3 separate regions of the Homo sapiens genome follow, and all the other regions are linked to region 3. The links are chromatin loops, found by intact Hi-C in ENCODE. Cell type or tissue: heart right ventricle. All regions are shown on one strand. Each heading gives the region's core, and the rest is flanking DNA. Links, peaks and the distances in the headings are about the cores only. Region 1 overlaps STAMBP (STAM binding protein). Region 2 overlaps DGUOK-AS1 (DGUOK antisense RNA 1). Region 3 overlaps ACTG2 (actin gamma 2, smooth muscle).

Region 1 (2,500 bases), core at 1-2,500, 84 kb after region 3:
CCTCCTGCCTCTTGAACCTCCCTTCAAAGAAAGTCTCCCCTATTGACTCTCCCTCCATTAACTAACCTCAGGGCTCAGTCCTAGGCTCCTTCTCTTCTCATTCCCTAGCCTTATTAACAAAGATACTTGATCTTTTATGTTCCATGGATCCTTCTGGCATCTGGTGAAGCCTATGGACCCTTTTCAGAACAATTTTTTTAAGGTATAACTTAAAGTACAAAGGATTACCAAGAATACCCCAATTTTATGGAAAAACAGTTTTCAAAAATTTTAAAAATTGTGATATATTCTTCTGTATTAATGTGTTCTTTTTTTTTTTTTTTTTTTTTTTTTTTTGAGATGGAGTCTCGCTCTGTTGCCCAGGCTGGAGTGCAGTGGCGCGATCTCGGCTCACTGCAAGCTCCGCCTCCCGGGTTCACGCCATTCTCCTGCCTCAGCCTTCTGAGTAGCTGGGACTACAGGCACCTGCCACCATGCCAGGCTTATTTTTTGTATTTTTAGTAGAGATGGGGTTTCACCATGTTAGCCAGGATGGTCTCGATCTCCTGACCTCGTGATCCGCCAGCCTTGGCCTCCCAAAGTGCTGGGATTACAGGCGTGAGCCACTGTGCCCGGCCTAATGTGTTCTTTATCAATGCATTTGATAATGGGATCTAGCTGTAGGTCTAATAATTCTGTACTGTAATTCTGAAGTAGTGATGTTTAGATGCTATTTTGAGATGTCAGCAACAACTGTAATGCAATATGAAAATATCTTGATTTCTACTGGTGACAAAATTACAAATATTACTACTACTGTACTTTGAGGCCTACATTCAAAATGGAAGGAAATGCTAAATTTCAGTCACTGGTTAGAAAAAACAAGAAAAGTTTTTCCTATTCCGGTTCACAGATCCCCTGAATTCTATCAATGAATCTCTGTGAGGTTCCTGGACCCCAGATTAAGAGCCCCTTCACTAGAAAATCTCAGGCATTCTCAGGCCCTTCTCTGCATGCCTCAGGAATCCTGAGCCCCGGGGACCTAGTCCTACAGGGCAGCAGGCCAGGCCTAAGCCTCCATTTCTTCCCCAGCCCCTGGCCCAGGGGTTGAAGTGGAGATGGCAGCCCCTCCCCAGTGTGCATGCACCTCTGCTGGCAGGAGGCCAAGCCTCTGGCCGCAGGGCCTAAGAGCTGGGCTTACTCAAGCTCAGCTGAGGCCACCCTCTGAGCCCCAGGGAGGAAGAAGGCCCTGTTCCCCAGCCGGCGGCCACTGCTCTCCCTCCCAGCCTCTAGTCTCTGACCCTTAGCAGTGCCGGGCCAAGCGGAGTGTTCTCACCAGTCATCTGCAGGCTTTAGCCATCCAGCCCTTTCCCCTGCTCAGGGCTGGGGCTGGACAGGGTCTATTCCTCCCACAGCTCCCTCCTCCACCCCTCACATACACAACTTCTTGGCCCAGCCAAGCAAGTCTAGGCCACAGAATGGCACCAGAGGGGTCTGTGGTCAGCCACCCCACCTTGAGGGCAGCGCGGGCACCACGGGGTGGAGGGGAGGGGGAGGCTGCCGGGAGCCTCCAGATGCTGCCTGCTGGCCTGCAGGAGAGCCCTGCAACAGCTGCTGCTCCTGCCTCGGCAATCGCCTCACCTCCTCCACCCCAGCCCCCATTCGGAGGTTCCGACGACGGGCCAGCCCTTGGCTGCTCACAACTGATTCAGTCTCCCTCCTTCACACGGGGAAAGCACAGCAGGGATGTGTGGAAAGAATGTACCTGTAGATGTGTACATACCACAGTGCTGTAATTTTGTATGTAGCAATCATGTAAATACATGTATGGATTTTATTATATACATATATAAAAATCTCTAAAGGCGTATTTTTAGAAAAACAGCGCACCACTGCTTCTTTTGAAAATAGTCTGAATAAGAATAAAATTAATTTCTACAGCAGAAAAAAAAAAAGAAAAAGAAAATCTCAGCCATTCTCATGACTTCAGAACCATCTGTATGCTGAGGACTCCCTTGTCTGTATTTCCAGCCCAGACCTCAGTCTTCTGAGTTCAGACTGGTACATTCAACCTCCCACTTGACATCTCTACTTGGATATCTCACAGGCATCTCAAATTTTAACATGTCAAAAAAACCCCAAACGTGAACGGTTAAATTCCCCCGCTACCCAGCCCTCTTTAGAGGGCTTTTCCCATCTCAATACATGGACTACCCTATCGTTTAAGTTGTTCAAGGCAGAAACACGACATCAACCTCCGCAGTATCTTTTTTCCTAAGTGATTAGTAAGTCCTATGGACCTGACCTCCAAAATACCAAATCCATCTGTCTCTTTCCATGTTGCCACACTACTTCAAGCCACCAGCCTGCAAGAATTTCCTAACTACTCTCCCTGCCTTCTCTTAACGCTTGCTCCACCATTTACCACACAACTGCCAAAATTTATACTTTAAATATTGATTGGGCATGGAGGCTCACACCTGTAATCCTAGCACTTTGGGAGGCTGAGATGGGAGGATCG
Region 2 (7,188 bases), core at 2,453-4,952, 50 kb before region 3:
TTTTGATAATTCCAAGTCAGATTCCTGTAGGAGATGGACAGTTTCTTTTTTCTTTTTCTTTATTTTTTTTGAGACGGAGTCTCGCTCTGTTGCCCAGGCTGGAGGGCAGTGGCGCAGTCTCGGCTCACTGCAAGCTCCGCCTTCTGGGTTCACGCCATTCTCCTGCCTCAGCCTCCTGAGTAGTTGGGACTACAGGCGCCCGCCACCACATCCGGCTAATTCTTTTGTATTTTTAGCAGAGACGGGGTTTCACCGTGTTAGCCAGGATGGTCTCGATCTCCTGACCTCGTGATCCACCCTCCTCGGCCTCCCAAAGTGCTGGGATTACAGGCGTGAGCCACTGCGCCCGGCCAGGAGATGGACAGTTTCTTAGTCCGGAACAATAAAATCCCATGTAGCCAGATAAACTGCTTCTATATAACCAGGCATTTATTTATTGAGACTTGTAGAAGAAAATGTTGGTAACAATTTACCTCATCAAGGAACATTTCTAAGCATAAAATCAATAAATCCTTTTGTATGTCAACAAACCAAATTAAATGATAAACTGAGGAAAAATATTTACAAAACAAATGAACAGGAAAGGTGTTATATACTTAGTAGGTAAGAAAAGATGGACACTCAAAAGGGAACAAAAAGGCAAAGGATGTGAACATTCACAAAAGAAGGAATGCAAATGGCCAATAAAGACATAAAATGTCCAGGCCCGGCATGGTGGCTCAAGCCTGTAATCCCAGAACTTTGGGAGGCCGACGTGGGCAGATCACCTGAGGTCAGGAATTCGCGACCAGCCTGGCCAACATGGTTAAACGAAACCCTGTCTCTACTAAAGAAAAATACAAAAATTAGCCAGGCATGGTGGTGTTCCCCTGTAATTCCAGTTACTCGGGAGGCTGAGGCTGGAGAACTGCCTGAGCCTGAGAGGTGGAGGTTGCAGTGAGCCAAGATTGTGCCACTGCACTCCAGCCTGGGCCACAGAGCAAGATTCCATCTGAAAAATAAAATAAAATAAAATAAAAACTTTATTAATTAATAACTATAGCAAACTGGCAGATCACAAAATAGAAATACTCAGTTTTGCAAAGACTATAAGGATCTAAGTACAAGGATCTTCTTGGAGGACTTATAACAGCAAAAAAAATTAAATTAAAATAAACTTAAATGTTCACATTAAAGAATGATTAAGGCCAGGTCCATGGCTCACACCTGTAATTGCCACACTTTGGGAGGTCAAGGCATGAGGATCACTCAAGCCCAGGAGTTTGAGACCAGTCTGGGTGACATAGGGAGACCCCATCTCTACAAGAAAAAAAAAAGAAAAAGAAAAAGAAAAAAAAATTAGCTGGACATGGTGGGTGTGCCTGTGGTCCCAGCTGCTCTGGAGGCTGAGATGAGAGGATTTTTTGAGCTCAGGAAATTGAGGCTACAGTGAGCCATGATTGTGCCATTGCATTCCAGCCTGGGTGACAGAGCAAAATACTGTCTCAAAAAAATTACATAAAATATACACGAGGATTGGAAGCAAATATATCAAAATATAAACATTGGGTCTCTGGATTATTTTTGTTTTTTTCTTAATACCTGTTTTCCCTAAAATTTCTACAACAAAGAGGTAGTAGCATTCCTATCATTGAAAAATAGAGAATTATGTTTGAAAAAGAAGACAAGTGGACCATCAATGCCTTTAAGTAGGTCTTTGAGAGAGAAGGAAGCAAATTCTGATAATTCTCTAATAGAATGACCAAGACTTTTCACAGAGGAATCACTTGGAGAACTTGAGGAATACCAATGCCAAGGCCCCACTTCCAGAGATTCTGGTCGTATGGACCTGGTGCCCACCCCATGGGGTCTTTGGCAATGTCAGGTCATGCCCCGAGGCGTGGGGACTCCAATGTGAAGCCAGGCTGGGAACAACTGCTTGCAGGAGTGATCAGGAGTTTTGGAGTTTAGGATCCTGTGGCCTGTTGGAGGAGCTGCTGCAGGAGGAACGGCAAGACCTGGTTTCAAGCCTAGTAAGTGGTCCTTTAGGCACATAATTTAAGTGAATCTTTGTGTGTCTATCTGTAAAATGAGAATATTTAATGTCTACCACAAGAGTTGTGGCTTCGAGGAGAGGATAAATGAGGAAGTAGTGTGTGAAATAGAAAGCATATACAAATGTACTCTTGTTAGAACCTGGAAATTCAGACTATAGCAATGACTTTTGATCAGTGGAATATCCTTGACAACACTGGGGCAGATGCAAATAAGCAGGTTTGTTTCAAAACTGTCCATCCTATAATTTGATTTGATTTGCAGATCTTTTAGGCAGGTGCTCTCAAACGTGGATGCCTGGGGCAGTCCTAGCCAGAGGGCTCATGAGCAGGGGACAGCAGCCAATAGATCTGGGTTGGTTCAGATCATTTGGTCGTTCCTGCTTTGAAAAGTGGCTGGTCTCCAGGAGTCAAAACCTTGTTCTCCTGACAATGTGCCTTTGCACTTTTAACAAACACACCAGAATGTCTACTTCCAAATAAATATTCTTATCTAAATTGTTTCCTTGTGAGGTTGTATTACCATAGCTTAAAATGTCTTGGGAATTCCTCGTTTGAGATTGCCTTTATCTAAGCTACATCTCTTTTTTCTGAGTATTTTCAATCAGTGAATTTATTCTCCATCCTCTGAAGAAGAGCTTAATTTTAGAAAGCAGCCAAAAATATCTTTCAGAACCAAACCTGGTGATTAAGGTGGTAGTCTAACCTAGGTAAGACATTTTATTTTTTAAGTAGAAAGGTCACTTGTAAGGTACATGTGTATCTGTCTTGCTACTCACTGTACTCTGTGCCTGACATACAGACACTCAGTGTGTTCTTGTTGAATGATGAACAGAGCCTGGCTCTACTGGGACCCATAAACTGGCTCCAAAGGCAACTCCGAAGAGGTTTTTGAGCAACGCCAGCCTATTTGGCAATAATAATTTTTAGCCTGTATGTTGATTAGAAGTCAGTCCCTTTCCTTTATAAGTATTCTACATCTATACCTTATGCATTTGATCAAGGAGAAACTGTGGTAGTTCCTTGTACCTTACTGAGGCTAATGCTGGACTTAGTCTTCTAAAGCAAGCACTAATCAGTGACATTGGACAAATCCAGGCATTTTTGGAATTATTTTGCATGCCAACCCAAACCACAGAACATCTGAGCATGTGGTGGGTTAACAAGGACAATGCCTGAAACCCAACTCACTTTTTCACACAATGATTTCAAGATGCTGACATTTGAGGTGTACAGAGTTAAGCAGCTCATAGGCAGGGCAGCAAGCACTGGCTTGAGTGTCAGGACACCCGGGCTATTCCAGCTCTGCTGCTAACTAGCTGTGTCTGCTTGGGAAAAACGTGTCTTACACACTCCCATCTGTACAAACACACCCTTAGTCTTTATTTACGTACCTATACAATGATCTAGCACCATTAAAATCATCATTCTAAACTGAAAAAAGGCAGACAACAGTAGACACCCCACCGGCAAGGTCTGCCCAAGTACTGGGGAGATTTTTGGTGCTGCAAAAACCAGTTTGAGGCCGGGCTCCGTGGCTCACACCTGTAATCCCAGCACTTTGGGAGGCCGAGGCGGGTGGATTGCTTAAGGTCAGGAGTATGAGACCAGCCTGACCGACGTGGTGAAACCCTGTCTCTACTAAAACTACAAAATTAGCCGGGTGTTGTGGCGCATGCCTGTAATCCCAGCTACTCTGGAGGCTGAGGTGGGAGAATCACTTGAACCTGGGAGGAGGAGATTGCAGTGAGCTGAGATCGCACCACTGCACTCCAGCCTGGGTGAGAAAGCGAGACTCCATCTCAAAAAAAAAAAAGCCAACAACAACCACCACCACCACAAAAAAAACCCAGTTTGAGCAGAGAGAAAGTCTCTGCTCTGAAGGAGAAAAAAAGCCAAAGATGAAGCTCACTGCTGCTGGCACTGAAACTGAAGGGAACACGCAGGTCATCTGAGGTCAAGTTCAGGGCATGCAGCCAGCCACCAGGCAGGAAGGAAGCAGAGTGAATGCCTGCCTGCTCTCCCAGCCCTCCACCTTCTGAGCAGAAGTCCCACACCGGTCCCCTTTGCTGGGTCTCCCAAGGGACCTCAGAGACTCCTTCCAGACCCGGGCATTTGGGCTCTGGCCTCAAAGATACAGCCTACGTAGAAATGCTGAAAGAAACAGATAAGACAACAGTGTGAGCAATGGAGGCTTGGCTGGCCTGGCTTGTCTTTGCCAAGCACTCTATTTAAAACATTTGAGCATTTCTTGCCTGCTATTGCCCTCTACTCTAGCCTTGCGGTCTCCCTGCCCAACCCCACCCCCTCACAGGCTCTTTTCTTAGCTCCCTGCCTTTGCTTATGGTGTTTACTCCAAATCACCCTCAACCCAGTCTTGCTCTAAAAATCCTACTTCACTTAATGCCCAGCTAGAATGCCATGTAATCCAGGAAGCTCCTTAGCTGGAAGCAGCACTCATTTTGGTCCACAGTGGTATCACGCTTAGGGGCATGAGGTCTGATCCCACAAGGACCTCGACGCACCCCACCCTTCACCATCACATCCTGTGTGTTCCTTCCTTTGCCCATGCTGCTCCCCTGCTTGGACCGTCCTTCCCACCCTACCTGCCCGAATGGTCCTCACCTCACCCTTCAAGGCTCAGCTCAGCTGTACTTTGTGAAGCACTCACCAGCTCTTTCTTTCTCTCCACTCACATGCACCTACCAGTTCCATTTACTGAGTGGCTACTCTGCCCAGAAGTTTGTCTACAATATTTCTAATTCTTGGTACCACTTGAAAAATAGTTGCAAAATTAGTTTCATTTTCAGATTTAAGGAAAACAGAAGCTCAGAGAGGCAAGTTGTCCAAGTTGCGCTGCTGGTGAGTGGCCCAGCCAGGATTTGGAACCAGATTTGTGTGATGTCTAAACCCAAGTCCTCCATGTACTCCATGCTGCTTATTCATTCATAAGGTGGATATTTTAAGCAGGAGACTGTCAGGACCTTAAAGATGGTCTTCCTTGCTTTCAAAGCAAGGGACCTAAAATATAGAGATGTTCAGTGACTTGCCCAGGGTGATACAGTTTCTCCCAATCCCCTTCTCTGATTCCTCCCATGTGCCAGCGCTGGTGGCCAGGGAACTATCTATCACTGCAGAGGCTGTCCAGTACCAGGTAACGTTTGTCCGGGGTCCCCAGTCGTAAGCCATGGGGCACACACCTGCACTGCAAGCAGGGCCCCAAATTAGGCAAGAGAGAATGTTGCAACAAGCTCAGAGCCACAGGATATATTAGCACAATTGTATACAATGATAAAATCCTAAACAGTGGCTTCAAAGTTTATAGCTTTCTGGCCAGGCATGGTGGTGGCACATGCCTGTAATCCCAGCTACTCGGGAGGCTGAGGCAGTAGAATAGCTTGAAACCAGGAGGTGTAGGTTGCAGTGAGCTGAGATTGCACCACTGCACTCCAGCCTCGGTGACAGAGCAAGGTTCTGTCTCAAAAAAAACAAAACAAAAGTAGTTTACAGCTTTCTCATGTAGAAGTCTGAGGAGAGAGTCCAGGGCTAAAGTTGCAGTTCTGTGAAGTCAGGGCCTGAGGCTTCTTCTGTCTTTTGCAATTCTCTCTTTATGAGGCACTTCATGATTCAAAGTGGCCTCCAGGATCATGGGGGAGGGGGTGGCTCTGAGGGCAGAATCAAAGGGCTCATCATCATCATCTATTTCTACCATCCGTTCTAAGGATCTTACAGTCACGTAATCTAGTCCAGAGTCAGAGAGGCTGCTCAGAGCCCACCTGCAGCTGGCCTGGGTCTTAGCGAGTACGTAGCTAAGTATGTTAGCAAGTATGTTGCTCGCAGCATGGAGGGGTAAGGGTGTGGGAGGTGTTTCATTGCTTAGTGCAAGGGGTCTTTCTCAGGCTCAGCCTGCGTCCCTTTTTCTTCTTTCTTCCTGCTTTCCATTTGTCCAGTATCTATTGAATTACCCACTCCCATGTGCCAGGCACTGGAGATACAAAGTGGGATAAGACATAAGCCATGCTCTAATAAAGAGACAAAGAGATGATTTTAGACCAGGCATGGTGGCTCACACCTGTAATCCTAGCACTTTGGGAGGCTGAGGCGAGTGGATCACCTGAGGTCAGGAGTTTGAGACCAGCCTGGCCAACATGGCAAAACCCCATCTCTACTAAAAATACAAAAATTAGGCGGGCATGGTGGCGGGCACCTGTAATCCCAGCTACTCTGGAAGCTAAGGCAGAAGAATCACTTGAACCCAGGGGGTGGAGGTTGTACTAAGTCGAGATCACACCACTTCACCACTCCAGCCTGGGCGATGAGTGAGATGCCGTCTCAAAAAAAAAAAAAAAAAAAAAAAAAAGACAGAGAGAGATGATTTTAATACTATGTGTAAGAAAAACAGATAAATGCAAAAGGCATTTGACAGGAGCTCGAAGGGAGGTGCCTGACACAGCCAGGGTAGAGTCAGCAGAAGCTTCCTGAAGATGGCAATTGGGGATGCCGAGGGGCTTAGAGGTGAAGGGCACTCCAGGGAGAGCGCACAGCATGAGCAAAAGCAATGAGAGTGTGTGTGTGTGGGGGGGTAGGGCAACCATGAGTTTAATGTAAACACAAGCAGAGGAGGGTTTGGAAGGATGTGTGCTTGCTCAGGGCCCCCGGGGGGCCAAAGGCACATTCTGGAGGCACCTGGTGGCGTTCAAGGCCCTCTGGCTCCTCTGTGGAGTAGGGATTTGGGGAGGCCATAGCAAGAGGCAGAGAGCCTGGGTGGGAGGGCTGGGTTAGGAGTGGAGGTAGGAGAGCAGGCAGATCTGAGAAATGTTAGCGGGAAATTGGTAGCACCAGACATTTGCCTGGCTGCTGGAGATGAGTGACAGAGAGGAGTCAGAGGATCCTAGTTTTCTAGCTGGGTGGCTGGAAGGATGATGGGGTCACTGCTGATATAGAGAATACAGGATCTACTGTCATGCCACCCTGAATGCACCTGATCTCATCTGATCTTGGAAGTTAAGCAGGGTCGGGCCTGGTTAGTATTGGATAAGAGAATAATACAGGGTCTTCTCCCAGAAACCTTTCTTGCCTTGGGGAATACTCCCAGCTTCACAGTAGGATATAACCTTTCCTATGTTGCCTTTTGCATAGCTGATCTTAAAGACAT
Region 3 (7,188 bases), core at 2,697-5,196:
CCGCAAGGAGTGTTCTTTGATGTACAATAAATCTGTGCTTTTGTTGCTTCATTGTTTCCTTGCTTTGTACGTTTTGTCCAATTCTTTGTTCAAAATGTCAAGAACCTGGGCACCCTCCACCAGTAACAGAGCTCCTAAAAATTATTTTTAAAAATTTTATGGTGAAGTGGCCTGGCGCGGTGGCTCACGCCTGTAATCCCAGCACTTTGGGAGGCTGACGAGGGCGGATCACGAGGTCAGGAGATCAAGACCATCCTGGCTAACATGGTGAAACCCTGTCTCTACTAAAGAGAGAGAAAAAAAAAAAAGCGGAGTGTGGTGGTGGGCTCCTGTAGTCCCAGCTACTCAGGAGGCTGAGGCAGGAGAATGGCCTGAACCGGGGAGGCGGAGCTTGCAGTGAGCCGAGATCGCGCCACTGTGCTCCAGCCTGGGCGACAGAGCGAGACTCCGTCTCAAAAAAAAAAAAAAAAAAAAATTATGGTAAAGCATAGTATGTAGTGAGGAAAAGAGGATGTGTTGTGCAGTGAGGAAAAGAGGATGTGTTGTAAGTGTACAGTTCAATGAAGTTTTCACAAATGGAATGACTGTTACCTGGATTCAGATCAAGAAACAGCATTATCCGCATCTCCAGAATCCCCCATATTCGTTGCCAGTTACTATCCCTCAAAGATAACCATTAGCCTGACTTCAACAGTAGAGATTAGTTTTGCGTTTTCTTTATATAAATGGAATTATATAGTAAATACTTCTTTTATTTAACATATCTGTGAGATTCATCCAGGTTGAATGTATTAGTTGTAGTTCACTCATTCTCATTGCTGTATAGTATTCCACAATGTCACTATACCACAATGTACTCGGAAGTTTCTAGATTTGAGCCATAATGAATAGTGTTGCGGTAAATATTCTTGTACATGTCTTTTGGTAAAAAGAAGTATGCATTTCTCTTGGGTGTATAAGTAAGACTGGAACTGCTGTGTAATAAGTTACATATATATGCTCAGCTTTGATAGATATTCCCAAATAGTAGATAGTTCCACAGTGTTTGTTCTAGTTGACATTGCCATCATCAGTGAGAGAGAGTTCTGGTTTTCCCACATTCTTACCAACAGTTGATATTGTCAGCTTTTTAAATTTTATCCATTTTGCTGTGTGTAATTATAACTTATTGTGGTTTTAATTTGCATTTTCCTGCTGATTAATGAAGTCAAACATCTTTTTGTATGTTTATTGGTCATTTCAGTATCCTCTGTTGAAGTCTTATGTCCATTTTTCTATTGGTTGTCTTTTGCTTGTCTTATTCTTCAAATATTCTGGATGAGTCCTTTGTGAATATTTTATCTCTGTGGTTTGCTTCTTTTCTTTTCTTTTCTTTTCTTTTCTTTTCTTTTCTTTTCTTTTCTTTTCTTTTCTTGTGTTGAGACAGAGTCTCTTGCCCAGGCTGGAGTGCAGTGGGGCAATCTTGGCTCACTGCAACCTCCATCTCCTAGATTCAAGCGATTCTCATGCTTCAGCCTCCCAAGTAGCTGGGATTACAGGCATGTGCCATGCCCGACTAATTTTTTGTATTTTTAGTAGAGACGGGGTTTTGCTATGTTGGCCTGGCTGCTCTTGAGCTCCTGGCCTCAAGTTATCCACCCACCTCTGCCTCCCAAAGTGCTGGGATTACAGGTATGAGCCACAGCACCCAGCCTCTAAAAACATTCAAAATTTTTTTGATGTAGAGTGTAATGTAAGAAACTAAAATATCTTTTGCCTAAGTTGCCTGTCAGTTATCTTAATTCATTAGTAATAATCTTTCTACCCCCCTTTAGTTATCTATGCTTGTTTTGTTAAATGTTTTTTATTTATTTAGGTCCCAATTCCAAATTCCCAGAAGGGAGAATCTGATTGGCCCAGCTGTGTTCAGGTATCTAATCATGGTTCAATCAGCTGTGGCCAAGGAAGAGGGTTGGGGCCCCACTTTTGCACATGAGGAAGTACAATTAAGGGGATCTTCATGAGGAAAGAAGACACCCCAAAGAGGTGGTGATCATTTCCTCTTCGAAGCAGTAAACACGGAGTTTTCATCCCATTTGGGTGCTAGCCAGAAGACTGAAAGTAGTGGCATATTGGTGAGTAGAATTACCTCCCCCTTACCTGGGAGAACGAGGCCACTTCCTGCCCCTGGGCGATTTTGTCCTGGGCAAAATGTTGTCCTGCAAGAACTCTAGTCATTCAGCATCCATTCATTCATCCAATATTTGCTGAGCATCTACTGCATGCCAGACACTCTGCTTAGTCCTTGAAGTGCAGCTCTGAAGGATTTACTATTTTTCCAGTGTTTCTAAATGCTACCGTATACATAAAATACTGACCAATATTATTTAAAATGTCATGCAGCCATTAAAAAAGGGAGATAAACATACAAAAATGTGGCCCAAACTTTATTCTGCAGCCTGGACTTTTAGCCAGCTATATCTCACCTACTTTGAAGATTTTATAATGTGCTGGATTGTGCTAAATCGATTTGGTTAAATTGGAAAGTACACTTCCAGAACGCCCTACCAACAAGGCTCTGAGTTAGAGTTGGCCAAAAGAGGACCTGGGGTGAGATTTGGAAGGCAGAGTGGGAGTGTCAGCCATTCCTCTGTGGAAATCTTCTAGTCAGATGCTATGACAGACAGAGGTGCCCAGCAGATAGGTTTCACCTAGTCCTCCACCCATTTGTGACTCCTCTTGGAGTATCCCACAGTTCCTTGCAGACTTTCACTTTTCCAGCTCCTTCAGTCTTTGGGGAAAGTGTCATTCCTGTAATAAAGCCCTTATTCCCATAATACCCATAATGGCTCTGCTCCCCTGAATGAACTGTATTGATACACCTAATCATAAAGGGAGACGTATCAAAAGGTGGTTAACAGTGTGGGCTCTGGATTCCAGTGACCTGGGGGTGAGGATTAAGAGAGAGAATCCACCTGCCACACCTGCCACACAGTTACCACCCAATAGACATTATATAACACATAATAAGTAATGGCTGCCTTCTTAGGCCCTCAGTGCCTGGGACATTGTTTCTCTCTCTCTCTCTCTGATAGGGTCTCGCTTGTCAGAGGCTGGTTTGAATTAGGCTCAAAGGATCTTCCCACCCCAGCGTCCCAAGTAGCTGGGATTACTGGTGTGAACCATCACACCTGACTTTTGTCGATCTTTAATAGACTTCCAGTTGGATTTCCACTTTCCTCAAGCCACTGTCCCTCTCTCTGTCAGTGGATAACTCCATATCCATTGAAGAATCTAGGTCAGCATTTTTTAAACTTGAAATAGAGTAAGACTGGAGTAGGGGTGGAAGGATGGGGAAGGGAGGTCAGATGGGTGCGGGGGGTTTGTGGGAACAGTCTGGGCAGCCTGCCCTTCTCCATGTGGAGGTCCGGATGCCCCTCTATAGCGCAGTGTCGGTGCCCTACATCTCAGATCGCTCCCGCCTCCTCCTGTGCCTTCTCTTCCAGCAACCAGAGCCTGCAGCTCTTCTTTGGAGGAGGCCTTTGCCGATACAGGTGGAAAGCCTAGGACTTCAGTCCTCCCAGGGAGCGCCCTCACCAACCACTGGCAGGTGGGACTGTGAAAGCCTGGCTCCCTGTCCTTCACCAGGCTAACCTTAGACTCCAGAGCTCCCAGTGGGCGGGGCCAGGCTGAAGCTGCCCTCTCCAGGACATTATCTGCAATTACCCCCTTGACAGATTTCCTCCCCTTTCCTCTTCTGCGCCCCCCTCCCCCGCACTCTGCTTACCAGCTGTCCTCAGAGCACTTCTTTAATAAGTCGTTTGCAGGGAATCCTCATTTCAGGGTCTGCTTCTGGTCCTCACACAGAAATCCCCTAAGGGCTTATGAAAGCCGCTCCTCCATCCCACCCCACCCACAGAGATCAAGTGCTGGGAGGGTGAAAGGAATGTCTGGCATTGAAGTGTCTGCGCTTAACCACTGGACTCCACTGTCTCCAAATGGGTATGTCTGGGAAGCTTCATGGACCAGGTGGGATCTGATGGGGGCACGAAGGCTGGGACTTTGCTAGGTGGGGAGGTGAAAGGTGCACCAGCCCAATGTGAGGATCTAGTTCTAAGGTGAACTAGCTGGGTGACCTAGTAACCAGTAAACTAGCTATAAAATGGGAAATGATGCTAGTACCTGCCTCATAGGGTTGTGGTGAGGATTAATTGAGGAAATCCATGCAAAACTCTTAACCTGGCCTGAATACATGTTAGCTATTATTATCATCCCTTATTTTCTCATAGTACTTTTAGGCGCTTGTTTCACTTCGTGTCACTGTCTTGTATGCATGTGTCTATCTCTGCCTGTATGCAGTGAGACCCTAATGGGCAGGAATCATCTTTGTTGGAAACATAAATCCCTTGTGGCCTTACCCGGCAATTCCAGATGCCAAAAATTCAGTAAATACTTGTAAAATTAAACAAAATTAACCTAGTGGGTAGGGAGGAAATTGATAAAGAGGGGAGGAGGAGGAGGAGGAGGAGGAGGAGGAGGAGGAACAGGAGAGGGAGGGAGAGAAAATGTCCTTCCTAACGATGCTACTCCTTTCTTAATTAATTTTGGGGCAAAATACAACCTGGCCAGGCGCGGTGGCTCACACTTGTAATCCCAGCACTTTGGGAGGCCAAGGTGGGCAGATCACCTGAGGTCAGGAGTTCAAGACCAGACTGGCCAACATGGTGAAACCCCATCTCTACTAAAAATACAAAAATTAGCCAGGCGTGGTGGCGCATGCCTGTAATCCCAGCTACTCAGGAGGCTGAGGCAGGAGAATCACTTGAACCCAGGAGGCAGAGGTTGCAGTGAGCCAAGATCGTACCACTGCACCACAACCTGGGCAAGAGTGAGACTCTGTCTCAAAAAAAAAACAAAAAAAAATACAGCCTAATCCTCAATGACAACCTCATAGAGATCATAGAGATCTTAAGCCCACGGTGACCCTCCTTCACGTGAGTGACAGTAACATTGTATGTGAACTCTTCATGTCACATCCCATAAGCCTATGTCACGACTGCGTTCATATTCCCTAGTGAACTGCCCTAGAGCACAAGGACTTACATCACTGAAAGTCTGTGTTTCTACCCCCATCCCAAGAGTCATCTAGCCTCATTCTTACTTATATTCAAGGAAAAGAAAACAAGATGACACAGTAGAAGGAGCACTAGCTTTGCAGTCAGATACTTGAATTTTAATCTGGAATCTGTGTGATCTTCGCAAGTCCTTGACTTCTCTGAGCCTCAATTTCCTCATCTGTAATATGGGTATAATGATAGCACCTACCTTACAGCACTATTGCATGGATTAAAAGTAATGTGTGAAAAGTCCTTAGCACTGTGTATGAGACATAGCCCAGGAAAAAAGAGCCCCACACAGAGAAGTAAGGCTTGTAGGTTTTAATGTTTCATGACTGGTAACAGAGTAGTCTCGAGGGGATCCTTGGAGAACCTGTTCTGACTTTAGAAGCACTTCCTGTGGACAATGGAGGGCCCTGCCTCATCATACTCAGGCTTGCTGATCCACATCTGCTGGAAGGTGGAGAGAGAGGCCAGGATAGAGCCCCCGATCCAGACTGAGTACTTCCGCTCTGGGGGAGCAATAATCTGCAAAGAACAAATGTGGTGAATCATGATCAGTCCCCAAGGGAATAAGCAAGGTGGTCCAAAAATCTACTTATCCCAGAAAAGGGGAGCCCCATGGTCAGAAAAGAACAGGAGAAACATTGTGATAGATTAGATTATTGCTCAAAACCTTCACTTCCCCCCTCTTCCCTTATTCCTTCCATGGGAAGAGTGCACTGCTCCCTGTAAGGCTGGGCATTGTGTTTGCTTTGACCAATGGGATATTAGCAGACATAACACAAACAGGGGCTTGAAATATGCTTGTGTACTTGGGCATGTTCTCTTGCTCTGCCATGTGCATGAGAAGAGCTGCCCCTGGGAAGCAGCTAGCCCTTCAGCCTGGGCCCATTAATGAGAAATATGGACTTGACCTGAGCTGGCTGGACCTGCAGTTAATTCAGAGCCACTTACTTAGCCAAGCCTGACCTTGATCAGCTAACTTCCAGGTGATGCGCAGATGCACGAGTAATAAATGCTCATTGTTAGGTGCCCCTGAGATTCCACGGTTGTTTGTTACTTGGCAATAGCTGACCAATACAAATATCTATAAGGGGAACCTTGTTCTGTTCTTGCCTGGAGTTTGGAAGCATGGGCAGGTTGGGCTGGGCTTCCTCCATGCCTGAGTATAAACCAGTCTACCCAAACCCTGTTTTGAGCTATCTGTCATCAGCCAATTATATCTCAGAAGTCCTCAAATTTATATCTACATTGTTCATGCTTTCCACTAGGAATCCTGGGCTTAGCTTTTAGAAATTGATTGTCAGGTCAAACAACTTTGAACTCTACTTCAAAGGGGATCCAGAAGGACTATGATTCTTCAACTAGTTTTCCAGTTTTGGAAGGGTCTAAGAATTCAGTGCTAGAGCAAACCAGATAATAAATTGATTTTTTTTGTTGCCGTAGAATCTCTTTACATATTCCCTAAATCACAGAGATCATGGAATTGTAGAATAAGAAGGATCTTTAGAAGTTATTTTATTATCCAGGCAGACAAAAGTCACACAAATGCTCCTTGAACAGATTATTTCAAGGACTGGGAATGCACAGCCACTAGCAAGGTAACAAATTTTATTGTTGGACACTTCTCATGAGAAAACTCTGGCTTCTCTTAGGTTGGTGGTCCTAAATATAAGCCCTACCCCCACCCCAAATCTGTTCTTCTGTGTCCTTGAGACTTGCCTCATCTCCCCCAGTTCCCCTATAACAAATCCTGCTGTCCAATTTGGATAGGTGCTCATATAAGCACACACCTGCCTGGACACATTTGCTCCTTCTATTTCCTCTGCTTAGAGTGTCCTTTCCCTTCCGCTTTTATTTAGATTGTCCTGGTATTGATAATGTTTACTAATTAGATCCTAAACTCCATGAAGGCTGGCACGTACTGTTTAAGTCAGAGCTGTGGCTCATGAATTGGGAAATGCATCAGATCACTGGTGGTTGTTTATCAGTGTAGGTGATGGGGGAGCAATTCAGACTTGTTGGACCAGAATCTGGGAGTGAGGCTAGGCGTGGTATACTGACACACAGTCCTGGTAAAAAGCCCCTG

The links. Peaks named below come from ENCODE experiments on the same cell type or tissue, not always from the same donor. Only the 100,000 strongest peaks of a DNase experiment are listed, where the experiment ranks them.
Region 1: a loop joins it to region 3, with 2.1 times the contacts of the local background. A loop is called at or near these places in 33 of 110 quality-filtered maps.
Region 2: it touches region 3 in a loop (1.9-fold over the local background); 68 of 110 quality-filtered maps call a loop at or near these places.

What each region holds. Positions count from the first base shown.
Region 1 is chr2:73,835,421-73,837,920 of GRCh38, reverse strand. The region is part of intron 2 of STAMBP (STAM binding protein); the gene reads right to left. All of the region lies in intron 2 of LOC112268419 (a long non-coding RNA gene), which reads left to right. Among named protein-coding and RNA genes, the nearest start is that of STAMBP, 7.7 kb to the right of the region's middle. In heart right ventricle, for the core only: no CTCF peak of the experiment used is centred there; a DNase peak (open chromatin) is centred at 1,191.
Region 2 is chr2:73,968,005-73,975,192 of GRCh38, reverse strand. The region is part of intron 1 of DGUOK-AS1 (DGUOK antisense RNA 1); the gene reads left to right. It also overlaps the pseudogene RNA5SP97. Among named protein-coding and RNA genes, the nearest start is that of DGUOK-AS1, 9.8 kb to the left of the region's middle. RefSeq lists an enhancer at 3,982-4,151. In heart right ventricle, for the core only: no CTCF peak of the experiment used is centred there; a DNase peak (open chromatin) is centred at 4,002; H3K4me3 peaks cover 743 bases; H3K27ac peaks cover 1,210 bases.
Region 3 is chr2:73,917,868-73,925,055 of GRCh38, reverse strand. It overlaps ACTG2 (actin gamma 2, smooth muscle), which reads right to left. Exons shown (of 9, transcript NM_001615.4): 9 at 5,191-5,624. The coding sequence ends at 5,481. Among named protein-coding and RNA genes, the nearest start is that of DGUOK, 5.4 kb to the left of the region's middle. In heart right ventricle, for the core only: a CTCF peak has its summit at 3,682 (motif pointing left); no DNase peak of the experiment used is centred there; H3K27me3 peaks cover 1,397 bases.